Regions from separate parts of the Mus musculus genome. Here region 2 is linked to region 1. The links are chromatin loops, found by intact Hi-C in ENCODE. Cell type or tissue: heart. All regions are shown on one strand. Each heading gives the region's core, and the rest is flanking DNA. Links, peaks and the distances in the headings are about the cores only.

Region 1 (2,910 bases), core at 150-2,649:
TGGGCCAGCTCTTTGTTTCTGAGAGACCCTAACTCCTTGAATGAGGTGAAAGAGGCATGGAAGATGATTCCCACCATCAACCTAGGACTTCCACATGCACACATAGATGCATGCCCACACATGCAAATATGCACACACACACACACGGAAATGAGAAGGCAAAACAGGCTGTATACTACCTCTGGCAGTCCACGTTTCCACTCTCTCGATACTTGCTACCAAACTTCATGCTTGTTCTAATCTATTAGATGGCTCTGTGTCATCCTGACTCCCAAAGGTGAGCATAGTTTTGCATTCATTGGCTATATTTTTTTTATGAATTGCCTGTGCTTACCTTTCCCCCCTTCCTTTATCTTGTTTGTAGTCACTTTCTATACATTTTTGTTAAAGTGTGGCACAAAAATGGCAAAATTACAGTTGTAAACCCGTGTAGCCCTGGCTGTCCTGCGGAGCTCATTCTGTAGACCAGGCTAGCCTCGAACTTGGAGACCCGACTGGCTCTGCCACCATGTGCTGGGACTAATCCCCTGCACCACCACTGCACGGCTTTAGCTTTGCTACTTTTGTTTATGACCCTGGACAAGTTAATTAAATGTATCTGATTGGGGAAAGCCGAGTGATAGTAAACACCTCTCTCTACCCCTACTAGACCTCATGAAAGACCTGTAGAGATACAGACTTCCAAGCCGGAAAACCCCGCCCTTGCTCTTGCCCCGCCCCTTCCGCCCCGGAGCGCGTGCGCAGTTCCTCGCCGCCGAGCTCTTCAAGGGTCTCTACCTTTAGGTACCGGGCGGCTGCCGTGGGCCGTGTGCGGAGGGCTCCGCCCGGCTCGTCCACCATGCACTGGGGGCTGTGCCCTCGCGGGCCCGGGGCGGCGGCGGTCGCCGCGGCTGGGAGCTTCTGGGGGCCAGCCCGTTTGCCCAGCCGCCTAGGGTGTCTGGGGATGACGAGGAGGCTCGTGGTACGATCCGTGGCCGGGGCGGACAGCCCCCAGAGCAGCTCGAAAGGCGGCAGATACCGTGACACGGTGCTGCTGCCGCAGACCAGCTTCCCGATGAAGCTGCTGGGCCGCCAGCAGTCCGACATGGAGCTGGAGATCCAGCAGGTACCGGACGCGGCCACCCGAGCAGGGCGGGGCGGGCCAGCTCTGCGGGAACCCTGCAGGCCGCGCGGCTTCCCCGGCGAGCGCCCAGCGGGCCGGGTTCCAAAGTGAAGCCCGGAGCCGCACCGAGCACCTTCCGATTTCCGCTCCCAGCGAGTCGGCTTTGCACACTTTTCCCTTTGTCACTTGTCAGAAAGTAGCCAGCGTGAGCATGTGTAAATGAAACTTCAGGAGTGGGCTGGAGAGGTAGCTCGGCGCCTAAGAGCGCTTGCCACCCTTGCGGAGGATCCGCGTTCCGTTTCCAGCACACAAGTCTGGCAGTTCACAACCACCTGTAACTCCAACTCCAGAAGATCCGATGCCTGACCTCTGTCTGCAGGCACCCGCGCTCGCGTGCACCACACACGAATAATCAAAGAGAAACTTAAAACTAAACTTAAAACATTATAAAAGTATTACCAAAGAAGGGAGGTTGAACCCCACCTTAGTCACATGTTTAGGTTTTTCACAGGAATCATGATTTCTTTGAAGGACAAAGTAGCGGCCCTTTTCTGGGTCCCCTGTGTCGTCGGTATCTGTCTCCTATGTCATACTGAATTTGCTAACGTCTGAGATTCATTCGTTAGTGTCTGCACACTAGAGTATTTAAGATATTTCTGATAATCAGGAATACTGCTTAAGTGAATAGCGTTAGCCTGAATATTCTTTGGATTTAGGGAATTATTGAGGCCAAAGAATTGAAAGAATAAATTACCAGTGTGTTTTGGGTGGCAGAGTGGACTGGGAATAGACAGGTTTTTCAGCAGGTCTGTATTGAGGTAGTGAATACTGAGAGACTTGCTAAGAATTTAGAGCCACCATGCCACATAAACGTTTACACTTTAGTCTGAAGAATTGTTGGGATTTTTGAAGACTACTGAAGGGCTGGAGAGATGGCTCAGTGGTTAAGAGCACTGATTGCTCTTCCAGAGGTCCTGAGTTCAAATCCCAGCAACCACGTGGTGGCTCACAACCATCTGTAATGGGATCTGATGCCCTCTTCTGGTGTGTCTGAAGACAGCTACAGTGTACTTATATAAATAAAATAAAGAAAATCTTAAGAATAAATAAATAAAGACTACTGAAAGTGTTAAGAGAATTCTAGTTTATTCCAAAAAGTTTTCCAGGTTCTATTTCTGGGCTGAATGGATTGGAATGGGATAAATGATGACCAGGTATTGATAAGGGTCTATGTATTTATGTGATATCTAAACATTGGCTTTTTTTTTTTTTTTTTAACAGAAATGTGGCTTTTCAGAGCTTTATTCCTGGCAAAGAGAAAGAAAAGTAAAGACGGAATTTTGCCTTCATGACGGGCCTCCTTATGCCAACGGTGACCCTCATGTTGGGCATGCCCTGAACAAGGTAATTAGAATTGAAGTGTAGAGCTTGGAAGTAAGTACTCTGCTAAAGAGTTTATATTGTCTGTGTATGGTAATTATATAAACTAGTATTGGCCTGTGCAAATACATGAATTATTAGTGAGTTTATGTATTTATTATGGTGTTTGGGAGTCAAACCCAGGGCCTTGTTTGTGCTAGGTAAGTATTCTTCTAGTGAACTGCATTCCAGATACACCTTGTGTGTGTGGTAAGGAACCCGGGATGTACCATGTGGGAGACTAGCCCTGCTCCTGCATCTCCTCTCTGTATCTGCAGCTCTCACTAGACACATTAGTAACCATGCAGCTCTCACTAGACACATTAGTAACCATGCAGCTCTCACTAGACACATTAGTAACCACATTTGATGCTGCATGGACACTAGCA
Region 2 (2,910 bases), core at 91-2,590, 120 kb after region 1:
CCTTCTTTCTCTCTCAACACACGCGCCTGTCAAGCCATCTATCATGTTAGAGCACCCTCACTCACACGTGACATTACCAGTGAATCATAGTGCTACCAGACGGAAACTACCAAACTTAAGTGGTAGGGAGCAGCAATGACTGGTACAAACTATTCATCCCTAGTTCCTCCCATATTTGATATTTTCAAACATTACTTTTCAGACAGACCCTACTAGGAAGCAGAATCTCCCTAGTGCCCTGGGATAGCTTCTAAATAGTGAAAAGGAGAGTGGTTTTTTAAAAATTATTACTGGGTCTACAGAGCAAAGTGATTTTCATATTAAAAATAAAGAAAGCAGAGTAAGATACCCTCTTTCAAAAGGAGAAATAAAGGAGCATATAATAAAATCCTCAGGTAATACGCAGCATTTAGTAAGCAGCTTTGGGATTTATATTCATGAAGTAGGGCTTGTTAACGTTGTTTGATGGTAATAACAGGCGCTGTTTCTCACCTCAATAGACGCCAATTAACTTTTCTCGACCATGTGGCTGTAATTTTAGTTCCTACCCTGGATTCTCCTCACTTCCTAAGAGGTTACTTTTCTTACTTGGCAGTTTACTCACCACCTTAAAAACCCTTCACTTGCCAATCGGCCATTTATTCCGTAAATCTGAATGACAGAAAAGAGATGGAAGAGGGTGGGGATGCTAAGCACCTCTTGAAGGGGCAGAGCAAAGGCTACATACAGTGCCAGAAATGGAGAAGGATGGGAGTTGGAACAAGCACAGGGTGGAGGGCTGACATTAGGCAGGGACTGGGACGGAGGATGCTATCTCTGAGCAGGTGGTGTGCATAGGGAGAAGACGTGGAGCTGGGACTGGGAAGGAGGGGGTGGGGAGCGGTGACAGACAGGCGACAGGACAGGAGACGCAAAAGGCTGAGGCTGAGAGAGACGGGACGCCGAGGGAAGGGAGGCTTGCAGCCGCGTCCCGGTCGCCGGGACACTTACTCGGGTCCCTCTTCAGGGCGCCGGGGGTCTCCTCCCGCAGGTGAGGGAATAGGAAGTCGCGCGCGGACTGCAGGTCCTGGAAGGAGCAGAACTGGACGATGGAGCAGGCCATGGCTGCAGGGACCCCGCCTCGCGGGGCTCGTGGTCCCTAGCCACGCCCGGGCCACTCCACCCGAAGGCTGACAGCACGGAGCCCCGAAAGCTTCAGCTACCCTGGGGGGGCGGGGACGCCAGACCGGAAGCTGTCAGCACTCCTCGCGAGGGGAGGGTGCTACGCATGCGCGGGACGCCCCGAAGCTGCGCGTGCGCGGGCCGAGCGGGAGCCGAGGGAGGGTGCAGCTTCGGACACGTGACTCGCGGTCTTGTGGCGGAGAGTTAGACGTGGAGCCTGGCCGCATTCTTTCTTGGGCGAGCTTGTCCCGTCATTCTGGCCTTCCTCCAAAGGTGATCTAATTGAACTTTGCGGGGGCCATTGAGTCACCCAAACAATCTTGTTGGTGTGCTTCTACGGACACGACCTAGATCGTTCGCAGATCAGGCGGTTTAAGCTGAGTGTGGGCAGGTGCCTGAGAACTTCGTAATTTTGTTTGTGCTTTTGTTTTTTTTTTTTTTAATGTGGAAGGCTATCCTCAGCACCTATACCCCAACTCCCAAAAGAGTCTGCGGCGCCTATGCCTGTAATCCTTCCTACCTCAGTCTGAGGCAGGTGAATTTCTGGCTGTTGAAGCCACTATCCTGGGCTACAATGCAAAAACAGTGTCTCAAGTAACAAAGCGATGGAAAGCAGCTCCTTAAGGGCTCGTATTAAATAAATACTCCTATCTATAAGTTGCCACGGTTCTGTGAAAGCCCGATGTAGTAACAGGACCAGCGCAGTATTGAATGGTGCTCTGTAATCGTCCGTTTGCCTTTTCATCCGTTTGTTCATCTAACCGCCCAACAAGTATTTGTTAGTGTTTTCCGTGCCAGCCACACTCTAGGCACAGAGCTTCGGAACAGAAAGGGACACATTCCTACGGAACTAAAAAGCTAGTGACTAACACAGGCCAAGTGAAGCAATTACTTACTCAGCTAACTAAAACTGAGAGAATGCTAGGCGGGAAAGAACAACAAAACAGCACGGCAGAACAGAGCTGGGGAGACTGACCCTGTACTTTTCCTTTGGGTTTTGGATAAGGAAAGCACCATCCTTATAGACTCCTGGAGGACTGGGGATCCGTTTAACCCCTTAAATACCTGGTCTCTAGCATGGGATCTGGCACCCAGTTGAGTCCTTGATAAATACTTACTGAAGTATATACACATAAATTAAAGACCAACCTGAGTCTTTTACTTGGATTTGAAAGTACATTTCCATATCTTGCCCAGTTAGACTGTCATAAATATCTTCAAGGAGTCTTGTTTCTTTGATTGTTTGAGATAAGGTCTAGCCATGTAGTCCAGGTTAGCCTCAAACCTTCAATTCCCCTCAATGTCCAAGCACTGGGATTATATGTGTGTACTGTACCATGGCTGACTTCAAAAGAATGTGTTATCCTAATTTTGTAAATGAAAAAAAAAATTGCTCTGTCTCTGATGAAGCTCTTGAAACCCATTTAGCTTACTTTCTTTTTTTTCTTTTTTTTTAAATTAGGTATTTATTTCATTTACATTTCCAATGCTATCCCAAAAGTCCCCCACACGCTCCCCCACCCACTCCCCCACCCTCCCACTCCCACTTCTTGGCCCTGGCGTTCCTCTGTACTGGGGCATATAAAGTTTGCATGATCAATGGGCCTCTCTTTCCACTGATGGCCGACCAGGCCATCTTCTGATATATATGCAGCTAGAGACAAGAGCTCCAGGATACTGGTTAGTTCATATTGTTGTTCCACCTATAGGGTTGCGGATCCCTTTAGCTCCTTGGTTACTTTCTCTAGC

The links. A loop is a pair of places that touch in the nucleus more often than their neighbours do. Peaks named below come from ENCODE experiments on the same cell type or tissue, not always from the same donor. Only the 100,000 strongest peaks of a DNase experiment are listed, where the experiment ranks them.
Region 2: it touches region 1 in a loop (2.6-fold over the local background); 3 of 42 quality-filtered maps call a loop at or near these places.

The regions. Positions count from the first base shown.
Region 1 is chr1:185,327,216-185,330,125 of GRCm38, reverse strand. Iars2 (isoleucine-tRNA synthetase 2, mitochondrial) reads left to right here and starts at 725. Exons shown (of 23, transcript NM_198653.3): 1 at 725-1,105; 2 at 2,384-2,506. The coding sequence starts at 839. It also overlaps a transcript of Bpnt1 not described here. In heart, for the core only: CTCF peaks have their summits at 1,259 and 2,166 (motif pointing left); a DNase peak (open chromatin) is centred at 755; H3K4me3 peaks cover 1,797 bases; H3K27ac peaks cover 1,703 bases.
Region 2 is chr1:185,202,434-185,205,343 of GRCm38, reverse strand. It overlaps Rab3gap2 (RAB3 GTPase activating protein subunit 2), which reads right to left and starts at 1,176. Exons shown (of 35, transcript NM_001163754.1): 1 at 991-1,176. The coding sequence starts at 1,102. In heart, for the core only: no CTCF peak of the experiment used is centred there; DNase peaks (open chromatin) are centred at 1,273 and 1,953; H3K4me3 peaks cover 2,267 bases; H3K27ac peaks cover 1,820 bases.